Linked DNA regions of Mus musculus: region 2 is linked to region 1. A link is a loop called in an ENCODE intact Hi-C map of the cell type or tissue named here. Cell type or tissue: heart. All regions are shown on one strand. Links, peaks and the distances in the headings refer to the core of each region. The heading gives the core; the rest is flanking DNA.

Region 1 (8,413 bases), core at 47-8,046:
CAGAGGGAAAGATCATTCCTGCCTGGAGAAGCAGTGTATACCTGGGCTAGCCAGGTATGCCGTGACAGCTGAGGGAGGCCTCTTCTCAATAGCAATAAACTTTGCCCTTTTCTTTCCTGGCACCTAAATGGATAGGGTTGCCACCTGGTGAGTTTATTCAGAAGGGCCTGGAGAATTGAAAGGGTTTCCTCTTAGTCCCTGCTTCTCCCAGGGCCAACTGTCAGTCAGTGCTGACCTCAGAATTCCCATGGGGCCACACTTCGCTAAGGCTCCTCAAAGCTAAAAACGGCTGCCTGTGTGTGGATCCTGCTCTCTCTTGAGGTCGTTACCTCAGACTGTAATAACCGTGAGGGCGTGGAGACATGCAGAAAATGAGCACGTTTTTAGTAACTGCTCCTGTAAAAACGACCGTTTGTTTTGTTTTGACAGGGTTTCACACAGTCCATCCCGGTCTCAAATTTGTTATGTAGCTGAGAGTAACTTTTGACCTTCCTGTCTTACCTGTCAAGGACACAGTAGACCACACTCCTGGTCTACTGAGGGGTCGTGCATGCTAGACAAGCCTACTACGAATTAAGCTATGTTCCTAATTGTTTCTGGCTTTTTTGTTGTTGTTGGTTTTGGGGGTGGGGAAAGACAGAGTCTCTCTGTATAGCCCTGGCTGTCCTGGAACTCACTATGTAGGCGAGTCTGGCCTCAAACTCAGAGAGCTGCTGGCCTCTGCTTCCTGAGTGCTGAGATTAAAGGTGTACACCACCAAGACAGGCTTATTATTTCTGCCTTATTCATTTATTTATTTATTTATTTATTTATTTATTTATTTATACACTGTCACTATCTTCAGACACACCAGAAAAGATCACCAGATCCCATTACAGATGGTTGTGAGCCACCATGTGGGTCCTGGGAATTGAACTCAGGACCTTTGAACGAGCAGTCACTGCTCTTAGCCTCTGACCCATCTCTCAATCCCCAGATCTGTCTTCTGTTGTTTGCATTGCTTGTTCCACAAGCTTTGTGAGTTTCTGACTTTTTGAGACAAGAGTTTTGCTGTGTAGAGCAGGCTGGCCTTAACCTCACTATGTAGTTTAAGGTTGACCTTGAACTCACAATCTTTGTGACTCTGTCCACGGAGTGCTGGGATTATGGAAATGCACTACCATCCCAAGCTTTTGCTGGGGCGGAAGCCCTCATTCCTATTCTCTCATATGGTCCAGAATGGCTGATTAGACTTGCAAGTCTTAGGAGGTTTTTTGTTTTGTTTTTGTTTTTTGTGTTTTTTTGGTTTTTTTTGTTTGTTTTTCGAGACAGGGTTTCTCTGTGTAGCCCTGGCTGTCCTGGAACTCACTTTGTAGACCAGGCTGGCCTCGAACTCAGAAATCTGCCTGCCTCTGCCTCCCAAGTGCTGGGATTAAAGACGTGCGCCACCACTGCCAGGCTGTCTTAGGTTTTTTTAAAAGCAGGGTTTCTCTATGTAACCCCAACTGTTCTGGAACTCTTTAGACCAAGCTGGCCATGAACTCAGAGATCTGCCTGTCTCTGTCTCCTGAGTGCTAGGATTAAAGGAGTGTGCCACTGCCACCTGGCTAAGACTTGCAAGTTTTAAGGGCTCTGTGGTCATGGAAGAGGTGGGTGATGACAGAGACCATTAGGTTTGCAGCAGTGGCCTGAGAGGTGTCCATACTGGCCATCCACAGCTAACTGGGTTGTTCTTTTTTTTTTTTTTTTCAAGCAAACGAATACTTTTATTAACATGTAAGATTTTGTTTACAACATGGTAAGGGTTTTGACCTCAAACACTTATCAGGTCTGCCACTCATACATTTATAGCTCGACTACATATGAACCTTTAAGACGCCTCTTCTTTTAAGTTTTGGGTCCATTGCAGGTTTTCCTTCCTAGGCCACACAGGGTATTGCAAGGATCTTTCATTTTATGGCCAGGATCTCCTCGAATATATGGGGATACCAACTTGTACAGACTAACAAGACCTCTTCTCCCATCCGAGGTTCCATTTCTTTTAGAAATGAGTTAGGCTGTCCCAACAAACTCACCAGGCAGGTTACAATAGATAGTGTAGCACATAAAATTTAAATTTTGCACAAAATACATCTCTCCTCCTTTGGTCTCACACAGAAATTAAAGTCCCCCAATAGAAACAATACTATCCTCCGACCCTTCTCCCAGGTCATCAGTCCTAGCCATGTAAGGCCCATCCACTGTCCCAGATGAAGTCTGGTCTCTTCTGCCATTGCTGCATGGAGTCTTCGAGAATTAACACAGCTCCTTCAGAACTTTCAGAGGCGGTGAGCTTCAACTCCGAGTCTCAAGTGTCACAGAGATCCAAAGTTCAGGGAGCTATCAGGTCACCCAAGAAAGAGCAAAGCACCTCAAAATTTAGGAACAACAACCAAAGGCCAGGAATGAACGTTATTCAACTGCCACAGGGCTTACAATCTAGGCCCTAATTCCCGTATGTGAGCGCATTTTCCAAATCAAAGTTATTTCCCCCAAACAAACAAAAAAAAGGAACCACTGAATAATCAAAAACTCATATCGAGGTCGCCAACCGCAGACCATAGCAGAAACGTAGTGTCAGTGAGAAACAGAGGGAAGACAGAGGGGAAAAGAAAAGAAAAAAAAAAAAGAAGGAGAAAAAAAAAAGGAAAACAAAAGGCTCTCTGGTTTCAGCTTCTCCAGGGTGTCATGTCAGCCAATCGCCATTACTCAACCAGAATCCATTGGCTGGAAACCGCGGCCGGCTCCTCACGAAGACTCGCTCTTCTCTATCCGCCGCACGAGCTGCACCAGCATCTCGGCCATCTTCGCCATCTCCTGCGCCTTCTCGTCGGCCTTCTCCGCCCGGGGGCCGCGGGGCTCGGCGCCGCCCGCGCCCTGCAGGTGGTTGAGGGCGCTCTCCTCGGAGGCCTCGACCTGCGTCTTGATCTGGATCAGCATATTGTCCATCTCCCACAGCTTGCCCCGGTTGCGCGCCGGCCCGCGCCCGCGCTCGCGCGTCAGCGACGCGATGTCCTCGCGCATCTCGTGGATGACGGGCAGCAGAAACTGCTCGAAGCCCTCCTCGTGCTCCAGCACCTCCACCTCCTCGGGCTCCGCCAGCTCCACCGCGTCCAGGGGCCGCATCGCCGCTGCTCTGCTCGTCTGCACGACCCTCACGGACCGAGCTCGGGCCGAGTCCTCAAAACTTCCGCCGCCGGTCCAACTTTCCGCCTCGGAGAAGCCACGGAGACGAGCGACTCTGGGTTGTTCTTTTACCAATTCTGTGATTTCAGTGACTACGGAATCAGCCATCATGAGATCACTTATACCACGGAATAACAAGCTCCTATATGTGGGTTCTCATGCAACAAGCTGGCCATGCTTGTCAGCAGCGCACCTGGGTGCATCAGGGCTGCTCTCCTTTGTGAGTCACAATTCTGCCCTGAATTCCAGCAGCTGCTGTTGGATGGAACATAGCTGCACACAGGAGTCGAGGCTGGTGTAGGGAGAGATAGGACACTTTCTCTGAAAAGATCGTTATGGAGAGAAGACAGAAAGGACCCCAGAGAGGGGCTGTTCTAACCCGTGCTGCCAGCTGTTTGTGATGGGCACTCCTTCAGCCTGCCAACCCTGGCTGAAACCAAGCCACCTGCAGCTCTTCTGCCCACCAGTCAGGGTTCAAGGAACCTGTGTGGGAAGGAGTGGGGTGGCCATTTAACCACGGCTCATTCTATCAATTTGTCCATTGTACCCTACTTTCAGAGGGTTCTCCCATCCTCTGTGCCAAACCCCTACCCCTAACCCCCAGACTGGGGCCTCTTTGTCAGTCCAGCAGCATAGCTTTCAACCGGGTCACAGGGAACAGAGGCTAGGATGCCTATTCGCTAGCTGTACAGAGCGTATCTGGTGTTGTACACCTTTAATCCCAGCACTCAGGAGGCAGAGGCAAGGCAGGTCAATATCTATGAGATCAGGGCAGCCTGGTCTATATATCAAGTTCCAGGTTGACCAGGGATACACAGCAAGACCCTGTTTCACACACACGCAGAAACCACCAAACACACACACATATGCACACACCCCCAAACACACCCACACGCACCCCACCCCCACCCCATTTGTGCAGCTCATTTTCTTTTGCATGAGCTTTTGACCAATCCTATTTTATGACCCCCACATCTTGCATCTCAGCCTTGGCTCCAGGCGTCCTGGTACGCTCCCTTTTTGAGACCCAAGCCTCTGTGGCTAGGTTAGATCTGTGTTTGTACCCCTCTTCCCTTCCTTGAGAACACGGAGGTTTCAATGTTCTCCACTCTAATCAATCACCATCCTTGCCAGCTCCCTTTTCCAACCTGACCTTTTGAGGCAGGGGTTTTTATCTTGTAGCCCAGGCTAGCCTGGATCTTGCTGTGGCCCCGGACAGGACTGGAACTTGCCATCTTCCTACCTCAGCCTCTCCTGGGTTCTGGGATTACAGGCATACACCACTGTGTACATCTTGTCTGTCGTCTGCCTCAATCTCTTGGGACTTGTACTTAATAATCATTTATTGCCATTTTGATGGAGTTTGGAGAAGCATCACAGATGAGTGCTGTGTTCAGGCTGTGTATAATAAGGGGTCTTAATCCTTTATTCAATAAATTAATCTTACTACAACAGTGAGAACTGGGTCTTCCTTTGAGAGACAGAGAAACCGCCAGAATCATCTGCGCCCTTCCAGACCATTCGATCCATACTGAGGGTGCAGGGTTGGGTTTTCAGCAGGAGTTTAACTCTATAAGCCAGAGCCTCTGCGCCCCCTAGAGTTTCACCTCAGAAGTACAGCCTCCAGCGCTCCTCAGCCCCGTGCTCTGACCAGGATGGAGTGGAGTGGAGTGTCTTAATCCCAGCATTAACAGTTCGCTCAGGATTCTGTTATGTACTTAGGAGTCAGAGTGATCTCACCGTACCCCAACTTCTGCCATCCTTCTCCTGACCCACCCATGCTTCTTGGTCCATTTTATTCAGCTATAAAACTATCCACAGCAGCATGACGCTCGCCTATCCTCGCCATGCCTTTCTGTGACTACACATGCACCTCGGACTTCCCTGTTTTTATCCTCGTGCGTGCCTATCGAGAGCTTGCCTAGTTTCAATTCCCAGTTAAACAAATCAAGATGTTACTCTCAAAAAATATTACTCAAGGGGGCTGGACAAAGGCTCAGTGGTTGAGTGCCCTGACTGCTTTTCCAGAGGACCCCAATTGGTTCCCAGTACCCTAAGCTAGAACAATGTATAACTTCAGTTCTGGAGGATCCCACGCCCCCTTCTGGTTTCTATGGGAACAGCACACACACACACAGTGCACAGACATGCATGCAGGCTGTCTTAAAAGGACAGCCTAATAAGGACATAGCAACTCTTATAAGGACAACACTTAATTGGGCCTGGCTAACAGGTTTAGAGGTTCAGTCCAGTATCATCAAGGAGGAAACATGGCAGCCTCAATGGCAGCACAATCAGGAATGGTACAGGAGGAGCTGAGAGTTCTACATCTTCATCTCAAGGCTGCTAGTGGAAGACTGGCTTCCAGAAAGCTAGGACAAAGCCCACGCCCACAGTGACACACCCACTCCAATAGGCCACACCTACTCCAACAGGGCCGAACCCTCTAATAGTGTCATTCCCTGGGCTAAGAATATATAAACCATCACATTCCATTCCCTGGCCCCCATAAGCTTGTTCAAACACATGAGTCTATGTGGGGTCATATCTACCCATAGCATAATAAAAAATTACATTTAGCCCAACTTCCAAAGTTCCCATAGTTTATAGCAGCACCAACAATGTTAAAAGTCTAAAATTCAAAGTCTCTTCTGAGATCCATTCAATCTCTTAACTGTAATCCCTGAATCAAGACAGGAAACCCTGGGCAAACTCCAAACTCTGCATCTCCATGTCTGATATCAAAGAAGTCTTCAGATCTCCAACTGCTTTCTCATCTTTGTTGACTGCAACAAACTTCTTTTCCTGGTTTGCTGGTTCCACTCCCTGTTAGCAGCTTTCCTCAGCAGATAGCCCACAGATCTGGCATGTCAAACATCTTCGGGGCCTCCAAGGCAACTTCAACATTCCAGCTTCTTGTTCCAGTGTCTGGGATCCACACATGATCTTCTGGGCTCCTCTAAAGGACTTGTGTCACTTTTCCAGCTCTGCTCTCTGTAGCTCTCTAAGCTCAGGTTAATCCACTCTATTGTTGCTGCTGTTCTTGGTGATCATCTCATGGTACTGGCATCTCCAATGAGATGATGCTGGGGTCTTCTGCTGCAACTAGACTTCGCGAATAGCCTCTCATGGTGCCAAGCCTTAACTTCTTTGCATGAACCCCTCAGTCCAGGGCCATCAATTGCAACTGAGGCTGTACCATCACCAATGGCTTTCCAAGGTCTCTCACAGTGCCAAGCCTCAGCTGCTCTTCAAGACCCCTTCATTGCCTTCAAAACCAGTACCACCTGGGTGACTTTTACACATTACCAAGTCCAGCTGCAGCACAAGGTACAACCTTGACTATCTCTGGAACATAGCTTCTTTGTGCTTTCAGAAAACATTCCCTTGCATAAATTGTCTAGTCGTCCCTTTTGGTTTTGACTCTAAAGCCAGAGCCACATGGCTGAAGTTGCTGAGGTTTGCTGCTTGCTGAAACTTGCCCCCCTGCCTTATTTTATTACCAACTTTCTGTTTTCCAACTCCCACACTACCTAAGATTTGCTGTCCTGGGACTGGCTCTGTAGATTGACCTTGAACTCAGAGATCTGCATGGCTGTCTCCTGTAATGCTGGGATTAGAGGCATGTACCACCAATGCCTGGATTTAAGCTTTTCTTCACCTAGAACCTGCTTTGTCCTAGGCTGGCCTTGAACTCAGAGATCTGTTTGGCTTGTCTTCTAGGATGAAAGGTGTGTACCACTATGCCTGGATCTAAATTTAGCTGGGTAGGATCTTGTCCCCAAATCCCTTACTCTGTTGTCTCTAGAACAGAGGATTCAGTCCCATTTCCCTTCCTGATGCCCCTTTAATACTGGAACCATATATTTTATATTTTTCATTTCTAAGCTTGCTATGCTTATTCAAAACACTTTACATGAGACTTAACCAGAGAACAAAGTCTCTGCTGGGCTTTTTTGAGACTTCCTTTGTCAATGCAATTAATATAAATCTCTTTACCTTAGACTCAGGTAGACTCTTCAGACAAGGGCAAAAAGCAGTCACATTGTTCATCAAATTACCATAAAAATAGTCTCTAGGCTACATATTGAAATTATTCTGCATTGAAACCTCTTGGGCCAGGTCAACACAGTTCAAATCACTCCCCGCAACAAAGTCTTCCATATTCCTACTAGGATGACCCATTAAGTCCCATTTAAAGCATTCCACTGCTTTCCAAATCCAAATTTCCAAAATCTACATTCTTCTAAATAAAAGCATGGTCAGGCCTATCACAGCAATGCCCTGCTCCTAGTACCAACTTCTGTCTTAGGGTTTTATTGCTATGAACAGACACCATGATCGTGGCAACTCTTATAAAGGACAACATTTAATTGGCTTATAGTTTCAGAGGTTCAGTCCAGTATCATCAAAGTGGGAGTATGGCAGCATCCAGGCAGGAATGGTGCAGGAGGAGCTGAGAGTTCTACATCTTCATCTGAAGGCAGCTAGTGGAAGATTGGCTTCCAGAAAGCTAGGACAAAGCCCACGCCCACAGTGACACACCTACTCCAATAGGCCACACTTACTCCAATACGGCTATACCTTCTAATAGTGTCATTCCCTGGGCAGAGCATACAAACCATCACACAGGCAAAACATCCATACACATTAAAAAAAAAAACATCACAGGGGAACATTGAGAGGACTGAGAACAGACACATGGATGCAGTTGTAGGTGACATCCCAGTGAGCAGCAGCAGAAGGACACACCTTACCTGCTGAGGGAAGGGGGACTGGGGAAGTGTTGCCGTGGGAACTCAAGAACTGGGGCTGAACCCAGGAGAGTCCATTTCTCCACCATGTGACCCAGCAGCAGCAAGGTGTGAAGGCGGCGGTACCCAGTCCATCTCTCCTGCCTCTTCCTTCTCATCTAGAGCATCTCAGTGGACAAGCCAGCTCTGGGTCAGAGAAGAGAGGAGAGCCAGTCTTTGGGGATGAGTGTCTGCTTGCATGTGGTGAAGAGGAAGGACCAGCACATAGTAACAGCACAGACTAGGAGGCAGTGGGTGTTGAAGGATATAGAGAGGAATTGAGGATATCTACCTTCTGGAAGCTTCTAGGTTCCTAAGGGTAGCCTGGCCACACAACTATTTGCAGTTCTAGAAGGAATAGAGTGTTGTGTCTCTGTGATTGTCCAATGGCAAATGTTACCACACATCCTGAAGTA
Region 2 (8,413 bases), core at 271-8,270, 59 kb before region 1:
TCAATAAAACAGATGTGGGCATTTGGCATCCAGCATCGGGAGGTTAAGACAGGTCGATTGGGAGTTCAAGGCTGTCCTCTGCTTCATAACAAGTTCATGCCCAGCATGGGTTATAAGAAACTCTGTCTGAAGGGGGAGGGGGGAGCAGATGTGGGGCCATCTTTTCTGCTGAGGGAAGCCAGACCCTGGGCTCCAAACACAACCATCCTTGGGACATATCCTTGCTGCTCTAAGCCAGGCTGGCTCACCAGGGCTAGGTTCACACAGTATGGCTTCTGAAACTAAGGTGTGGCCAACCAGACCCTGGCGCACTATCACCAACCTCAGCTCTCCACTTATTGGCAGTAGAGCCGCTTTTTCCCGTTTTCCTCCCCGATCCCACCGTGCTGGCTGAATGGAAGGAATGTGGGTGGGTGGGAGCCCTTAGGAAAGGCTGAGCCAGAGGGAATGGTCACAGCTAGAAGACAGGCAGCTGTGAGGAAACAGGAGGGCGAGGGTGTGAGTCAGGTCAGCTATTTGGAGCAACTTGATTCCTGCGTTGGAGGCTTGATTTCCTCACCGCTGCAATGCAAACGGGAGACTTAACACCCCAGTAAATGTTAGAGGACCGTCCTAAGCAACCAGAGAGTGAGCAAACTTTCCCAACGGTCAGGGTTATGTAAGTGTCGGGAGGTTTCAGCCTGAAGGATGTGGATGAAGGATGTGTGGAGGGCCAGGATAACGTGTAAAAATGGTTATCTTTGTGATGGGAAGCTCTCGAGGACTCAGGCAAGGACCCAGCAAAGAGTCAGACACACACAGCTGAAGTTCAGACCTGTCATTTTCAGACCAGCTAGTGGAAATGCAAGCACACAGCTCGTTAGGAGGGGTGGGGGTAGGGGGGATAGCTCATCCGTAGAGCACATGCCTAGCATGCAGGAGGCCCTGGGTTCAACTCTCAGTACTACAGTTAAAAGGAATAAATAGAACTGTAGAGCTGGGCATGGTGGTGTCCAGCACTCTTGAAGGTTCAGGCAGGAGGATTGGAGAGTTCAAGGCCAGTCTTGATACATAGCAATTTGTAGTCAGTCTGGGCTACAAGAGGCGGGGTGGGGTGGGGGTGGGGAATAGAGCAGCAACTGTGGGGTCCTTATCCTGGGTTAACCCCCATGACCCCGCTACTGCACCTCCAGGGCTCTCTGCCTCTCAGTTGCTGGGATCAAAGGTGTATTTTGTATTTTAATTTATTTTGTGCCTGTGAGTAGGGAAAACATGTAGAAACCAGAGGACAACCTGGAGTCAGTTCTCACCTCCCTCCATGCAGATCCCCGGGTCTGAACTCAGGCTGCCAGACCATCAAGCCTGCTTTACCCCTGGGCCATTTCATTGACGTTTAAAATAATAATAATCATAATAATATTTAACATTTCTGCGTGCTCCTCTTTTAAAAAAAAAAAAAAGACAGCCCTGCCGGGCGTGGTAATCCCAGCACTCGGGAGGCAGAGGCAGGCAGATTTCTGAGTTTGAGGCCAGCCTGGTCTACAAAGTGAGTTCCAGGACAGCCAGGGCTATACAGAGAAATCCTGCCTGGGGGGGGGGGGACGGACAGTCCTGTATGTCTTGAAATTTGCTATGTAGACCAGGCTGGCCTTGAACTCACAGAGATCCACCTTCCTCTTCCTCCAAGTGCTGGGATTAAAGGTGTACACTGCCACGCCTGGCTTGTGTGTACCCCTTTTTATCTGTGTGCGTGTGCACATGCATGTGGGGGGGGGGAGGGAGGGGGTGAGAGAGAGAGAGAGAGAGAGAGAGAGAGAGAGCTGGAGGGCAGCCGCAGGCATAACCCTCAGGAAGGTCATCTAGCTTGAGACAGGTTCCCTCATTGACCTGGGTCTTAAACTTAGAGCGGCAGTGTGGCCAGATTCCGTCTCCCTCCTTGCCAGGATTCCAAGCAGGCTCCAAGCATAGCGTTTTATGTGGGTTGGGGATTTGTTTACAAGGCAAGCCCTTCCCGGGGAGCCATCCCTCCTGCCTGGGGCTGAGTTCAAGTCCTTATGCTTTACCTGCTGGGCCAACCCCCAGCCGCAGTGGCCTCCGTGCCTAGGCTGGCATCCGTGCCTCTTCTAAGCTAATTATTTTTACTTCTGTTCCCAGCTCCTTTGTTTTTTGTTGGTTTGTTTCAGTTTGAGATGGGGTTTCACGTAGCTAAGGCTGGCCTTAGACTGTATGCTCCTGCCTGCATTTTCTCAGTGCTGGGATTATAGGTCCGTGGCACCATGCCAGGCTTTAGACAGAAACCACATTGTCAGTGCTGTCCCAGAAGGAACACATGGCTGTCTCCATTCTTTGGCATTGATGAGGTCTGGTTACTATCCAGGAGAAGAATCTGAGGTTCAGGCAATCAGAGAGACTTGCTTGAGGACAGTTGCTTTACCATCTGACTTCACCTCTGGGCCTGGCCCCTGTGCTCGGCACTGTCCAGGTGAGCACTGCTAGCACTCCATAATGCCTGGGTAGATTTAAGTCACCAACCTACAGCTGCAGAACAGGGACCAGTCCAAACTGGCTGTTTATTTCCCATTGCCGAGTGAGTCCAAGCCCTTCCCCACCCACCCCAGAGCACGCTGTCACTGGGAGACCACACCCTACTCTACTTCTTCTTGACGCAGCAGATGAATTGTCAAACTCTTCTAAAACCCTACTTAGAGAAAACCCATTTATAGACCAAGGCTATGTTGATGGGCTTGGCTCTGTGATCATAGAGAAGCTGTCAGCCGGCTAGCCCAAGCCACCCGGTGCCAGCATCTCTGCACGATCTTTACCTGAAGTGGTTCACCTGCTGTCCCAGCCACCTGGCACTGCAGCTGGGACCACAGGTCACCAAGCCCCCAGAGGGGACTTCCTCTTGTCTGCCCTTGCTCACCTGAGGCAGACCACTCTGCTCTTCCTTTCCCATCTGCCTGGACCTGGTCCCAGGCCCAGCCACTCCCCTCTATTGTTCCTGTTGTAGTTAACACAACACACAAACCAGGATGCATATTAGAATATATACACATATATTCCAGTTCACTGATATAACCCTGGACCATCCAGGCAGAGGACAAATGGTCACCCTGTTGGCAAGTCTCCCCTGCTCTGAACTGGCTCTAGCAGGCTACCTTGACCTTCCAAGACCCATCTCCATGTTCCTTGGGCCCAATCCCTTAAACCAGGACTTCATGGGCCTGAATGGAAAAGCAAGCCTTCATCCTCCATCTCCCAACCCAGACTTCTCAAGGCCTCCTCGTGAGCAAGTGCCAAGGGGGAATGGCCCTGCTTGGCCCTGGCAGGTACATAAGGCTCCTGAGGCAGAGCCCTGTGTTGTGCAAATGGTATAAACTCATCTCCAAGCGGCTAGGAAGGGCAGCCATTACCTGTCCAGTGTAACAGGCAGAGGTTAAAGACAGCCAGCGCCATCGTTTGTGAGGCTCTGACAGGCAAACTGTCACCTCCATGGGTTTCAATCCTCCTTGCTAACACAGACAGCACCAGATAGCAGAAACAGGGCCCAGCAAGCTCCCCCACCCCCACCCCCACCTGCCAGCAGTCCCCAGCCAAGCTGTCCCTTGGTGCTTTCTGTCTTCCACAGTCCTCTGCTACATCCATCTGTCTGCCTTCCAGCACAATGGCTCTCAGCTGTGTCTGAGCTGGGACCTATAATACCTTGTGCGACCTCCCACCCCCACCCCTGCAAAACAACTGCCCAGATCCAACCCCTAGAAGTCAGCCGACTGAACCGAATGGCTCAGGAAGTGGCTTTCCGATGAGTCCCAGGGTAGGCGTAGGAGATGGGATGGCGGGTCCCAGGTCTCACGGTGAATGTATTGATGGGGCTTCCATAGTGGGTGTTGCCGTGAGGAGACCTGGAAGGAGAAGGAGTGGAGAGCAGAGAGGTGAAGCTCACACGCAGCTGGTTGGTCCTCACTCTACCGGCCCTCCCCAGGGCAGAACACCTTAGAATGTGATACTGCATTCCTGACCTCCAGAGTGGAGCACCCTTTTTACCCTCTGTTCACTCAAACTCCTGTGCTCTCAGCCTGGGTCTGTCTTTCCACCCCGGGCCACTAGGTCTCCCTTTCCTCTATACTGATTTGAAGTCCTGAAACTCCAGAGGAAGAGGTGGGTGAAGAAGCCTGTAGGGAAGGAAGGCACTAGCCAACAGCACCCTCTTGAGAATCTGGGCCTTCCTCTCTTAGTAAGTCGCAGGCGATGGCCCGAGGCCTTGGCATTAGCTCTGTTTACCGCACCCCCAGAGATCCTTTCATCTTAAGAGAACCCAGCTCACCTGCTACCTTTGGCAGGGACAAAGCCATAGTCCCCAGCTTTGCTGCTACTACCACCGCCACCACCTGGCGCCTTGAACTTGACCTCGGTGGCACCCCGGGCGCCCTCCAGCGACAGCCTCCGTGCGTGCAGACCTCCGGGGGCCGCGCGGCCCGCAGAGTTGACCCGTCGCATCTCAGGTCCTCCTGGCTGCGGTCCGAAGCAGTTAGGGGAGCTCAGGCTGCGACCAGTAGAGCCACGGGGCATCCCGGGGTTGCGATGGGACTCCCCGACGTACAAGCGTTTCTTGATGAGCGATCGTCCGCTGCCTGAGAAGCGATCTAGGCCCCCGGACTCCGGGTATTGAGTCCCCCGGAAGCGCGAGAAGCCAGGAGTCGGATTGGGGCCCCAGGACTGCCCTAAGTCAGAGAAGTTGTTCCTGGGTGGGGACCCGCGACGACCCTGATGCTGCTGCCCAGGGGCCGGAGGCTCAGGATCGTTGCTGAACTCTGGCGGCGGAGGAATGATATCAAAGCTGAACTCCTCCTCCTCCTCTTCCCTCTTGTAGGAAGGAGAGGGCGGGGAAGAGAAAGACTTGGGAAGGGCGCGGCTCTGGGGTAAACTTGAGGGAGCTGGTCTTTCCCGGGCCACAGGGGCTGGGGTTTCGGCCTTGGTCCACCCATGCCTGTAGGTAGGCTCTGAGCCTTGTGTGTCTGGTCCCTGCTGGGGCTTCCAATGACTGGGCCCCGTGGGCCGTGCTGAGGTCAGATGGGAGTCCTCTGTCTCACTGGGCACCTTAGGGACCACAATGAAGGAATTGGGCCGGCTACCTCTGTAAAAGATGCTATCAGAGCTGGCCTCTGGTTGGTTGCTATGGTCACGGAGACTCCCTGGCAAAGAGGACCGTCCAATCGCAGTCCCTCCAGTCCTAGTCTTCTGTGCCCTCTGTCTGGCTGCAAGGAGCAGGGCCATTGGGGAGCCCCGCTCCACCACTTCCCCAGTCACCGGGTGTCTGAGGAGTTGATCAGCTGGCTGGCCTGGCGTGAGAGATTTGGCCGGATGGTTTTGTAGCTCCTTTTCATCCACTACATCCCCTGAGTCTGGAGCCTCCCCTCTGGCCCGAGTGGGAGTCACTACAGCAACCCCTCGGCTGTGGCTATTCTGGCTGCGATGGGGTCTGTAGAGAAATGGTGCCTCTTCTCCACTGGTAGACATCTTTGGTGGGAGAGCTGGAGGAGAGAGGGTGCCATTTGTGGACAGTTGGGTAGCCACTGGGTCTTCTTGAGTTTCTGGCTTTTCTCTCTGCCTCACAGAGGCAAGGTCCTTCTCTGCCATCAGCTGAGATGATGGGGTGGACAGCTCAGGTGCGTTCTTGAGTACCGCTGCTTGCCCGGGTGTGTCCTTGGGTGGTGTGTCCTGCCCAGGTGTGTCCTTGGGTGTTGTGGCCTGCCCAGGTGTGTCCTTGAGTGGTGTGGCCTTCCCAGGAGTGTTCTTGGGTGATGTGGTCTGCTCAGGTGTAGGCTTGAGTGGTAAAGTTAGCCCAGGTGTGGCCTTAGGTAGTATGGCCTGCCCTGGTGTAGGCTTGAATGGTGTGGCTGGCCCAGGTGTGACCTTGGGTGATGTTGCTGGACCAGGTACAACTTTGGGCTGGAGTATTGTGGTGGGCAGAGGGGTGGTAGATGGCTGGGGTGGATTCTTGGTGGCAGGCTTATGGAATCTGCCATTATCAGTTCCATTTTCAAAGGTTCTTCCCCCTTCCAGCCTGGGCTTGGGGGGCAGAGATGCTAAGCTGGGCTTGGCTTCTTTCTCAGCTGAGGAGGCAAACCGAGCCTCTAGCTCACTCCGGATCTGCCTGACACTGGGGGCTGGAGTATCCTGGGCAATGTAGTCCACAGGGGGTAGGACCAGGCTGCTGGTGGCTTCTCTCTCTGGCAGGCTGCTGCTGGAGGGGCTCTTCTCAGGAATACAGGGGTGTACCTTCTCAGGCAGGCTTGGAGGAGCTGCCTCCTCTGACAGGCTGGTGCCCTTATTGTTCTCCTTGTCCTTCAAGGCCACAGTAGGGCCTGGCCGGTGGCTGAGTGACCGATCCTCTTTCCTGGTCCCACAGAGATAGGCTGACAGCTCACTTCGAAGCTTCTCCATCTGCCGGGGGTCTCTCCAGTCAACGGGTTCTGACGAGGCTGTGTCCTCCACACTGGGGGGTTTGGGCTTGGGTTTGAGAGCAGGTGAGTTGGATTTGGAGGTCTTCATAAATCCAGAAGATGGAGGGGCTGCCAGCTCGGTAGAGGGCAGAGGAGGAGCAGCTGGGGGCAGGGAGGGTGCTGGCGGAGGGAGTGGGGGAGCCGGTGGAGGCAAGGGAGGGGCTGGGGGCGGAGCTCCAGCTTGTCCATTTGTCTGGGGTTCAGACTGCCTGAGCCTTGGGCTGCCTGGTGTCTCAGGCCTGGGCTCTCTGGGTTGCTCTGGCTCCAGGGCCCTGTCTGGGTAAATCTGAGATGCAGGGCGGATGTTGAAGCTGGGAGGCAGCGGGCTGGGGGCGGAGGTCTTCTGGGTGGCTTCCTCCTCCTCTGGAGAAGCGCCGGGTGCTTCCTGAACGGGGATAGATGAGGTCCTGACTGGGGTTGGGGGAGGCACCTTCGGTGACCTGGGGAAGGTGAGGTGGGGCTCTGGGCTAGGTCCTAGGGGGCTCCTCTTTAGTTCAGCAGGGCTTTTGGGGGGACTGGTTCTGGGGTCCTCTGGGTGCCTGCCATTGAGCGCTACTTCTGATTTCCACTTGGTAATAGCCCCAGGGGGGAAGAGATGAGTTCCAGGTGTGTGCAGAGAGACTGGAGCTGGGGGTCCTGGGGCTGGCAAAGAAGGTGGAGGGGGGCTTAGAAAAGCTGACGGTGGGGCAGGGGGGATGAAGTCAGGAGGGGTGGGTGTGGATGGTGGGGATAAGATGTCTAATGGTGGGGGTGGAGGGGGGGCTGTGCTGGGTGGGGGTGGGGGTTCCACCAGCAGAGGAGGGGGAGGAGGAGGAGGAACAGAAGGAGGGGGTGGTGGAGGGGACTCCCCTGGAGGCTGTGAAATGTCCTGGGGTGGCCCCGGGGCTGGGCCTGGGGGAGGTGGGGGAATGGATGAGTCCAGATCGTAGCATGCTGGCCTCAGGTCTCCCACAGAGCTGTACAGTCGGAGGTTGCCATTCACTAGTGTGCTGGTACCTGAAAGAAGGGGAGGCAGAGACATGGAGTTGAGCCAGTCTCCACCCCTCTGTGGTTTAACGCTGTTGCTGTTTCTTTAATGTGTGTGTCTGAGGAGGGCAGGTACTATGGTATACTTGTAGTGGATTGAGGACTTAGGGGAATCAAGGCCCCTCTTCGCACCGTATGGGCTCTGGAGACTGAACTCAGCTCAGATTTGGTAGCTTACCTTATCTGCTGAGCCATCTTTCCCGCACAAAGCCGGCCTCTGTGCCTGGCACAGGGAGAGGGGTTGACCAAGGGAAACACTAGTGTACCTGTGCCTGAAGGGCTAGCTAGTGTCCAGCCCTTTCATCTGAAAGCCGACTGAAGAAGCAGCAATGGCCGCTATGTCCTGAGCTGTCAGGACACCTTCTTATATTAATAAGGGGCTTCCCACTTGAGGTCCTGGAGCAGCCCTGGGTGCTGACAGGAGGAAGCAGTCTGCACAGATAGATAACTCTCGCTTTTGGGAGACCCAAGTCTACCGAAACCCACTGCAGAGTTTAGAACCCCTGCGAAGTGTTTGGACTGAGGATGGTGAGGAGGAAGGAAGGTAGCCGGGACAGTGCTGCTACAGAGATGGACAGCAGCCATACGCCCCTCTTCTGCACCCCGTTCCCCGAAGAGTCCGCCTCCCTCCGCCATGCTTGTTTTCCCTTTTCCCTCCTCAGAGTGCTTAGGAGAGAGTCTGCTCCCAGCTATGTGATGCTGGGGACCTGAAATGGAACCCCCACGCTGTGTCCTGACAGCAACAAACAAACAAAGCAGAGGGATCCTATCCACTAAAGCTTAGCCTTGCTTTGTTCTGTGCTAGGGATCAAATCCAGGGCCTTGCTCCTGCTTGGTGATGTTGACCTCTGGCCTTTACACACTCCTCCACTTGCTCTAAACTCCGCCTCTGAAACTTACTCCAT

Evidence for each region. Hi-C counts contacts between places; a loop is a spot of excess contacts. Peaks named below come from ENCODE experiments on the same cell type or tissue, not always from the same donor. Only the 100,000 strongest peaks of a DNase experiment are listed, where the experiment ranks them.
Region 2: a loop joins it to region 1, with 1.8 times the contacts of the local background. A loop is called at or near these places in 4 of 42 quality-filtered maps.

Annotation. Positions count from the first base shown.
Region 1 is chr17:47,405,094-47,413,506 of GRCm38, reverse strand. It overlaps 1700001C19Rik (RIKEN cDNA 1700001C19 gene), which reads left to right. Exons shown (of 2, transcript NM_001347584.1): 2 at 1-773. It also overlaps a transcript of Guca1a not described here and the pseudogene Gm5814. Among named protein-coding and RNA genes, the nearest start is that of Guca1a, 8.7 kb to the right of the region's middle. In heart, for the core only: a CTCF peak has its summit at 4,805; a DNase peak (open chromatin) is centred at 4,816; H3K4me3 peaks cover 1,034 bases; H3K27me3 peaks cover 5,251 bases.
Region 2 is chr17:47,464,744-47,473,156 of GRCm38, reverse strand. It overlaps AI661453 (expressed sequence AI661453), which reads right to left. Exons shown (of 5, transcript NM_145489.2): 4 at 4,304-7,478; 5 at 2,519-3,881. The coding sequence ends at 3,764. Among named protein-coding and RNA genes, the nearest start is that of AI661453, 32 kb to the right of the region's middle. In heart, for the core only: a CTCF peak has its summit at 4,403; DNase peaks (open chromatin) are centred at 467 and 4,866; H3K4me3 peaks cover 1,329 bases; H3K27ac peaks cover 2,892 bases; H3K27me3 peaks cover 5,194 bases.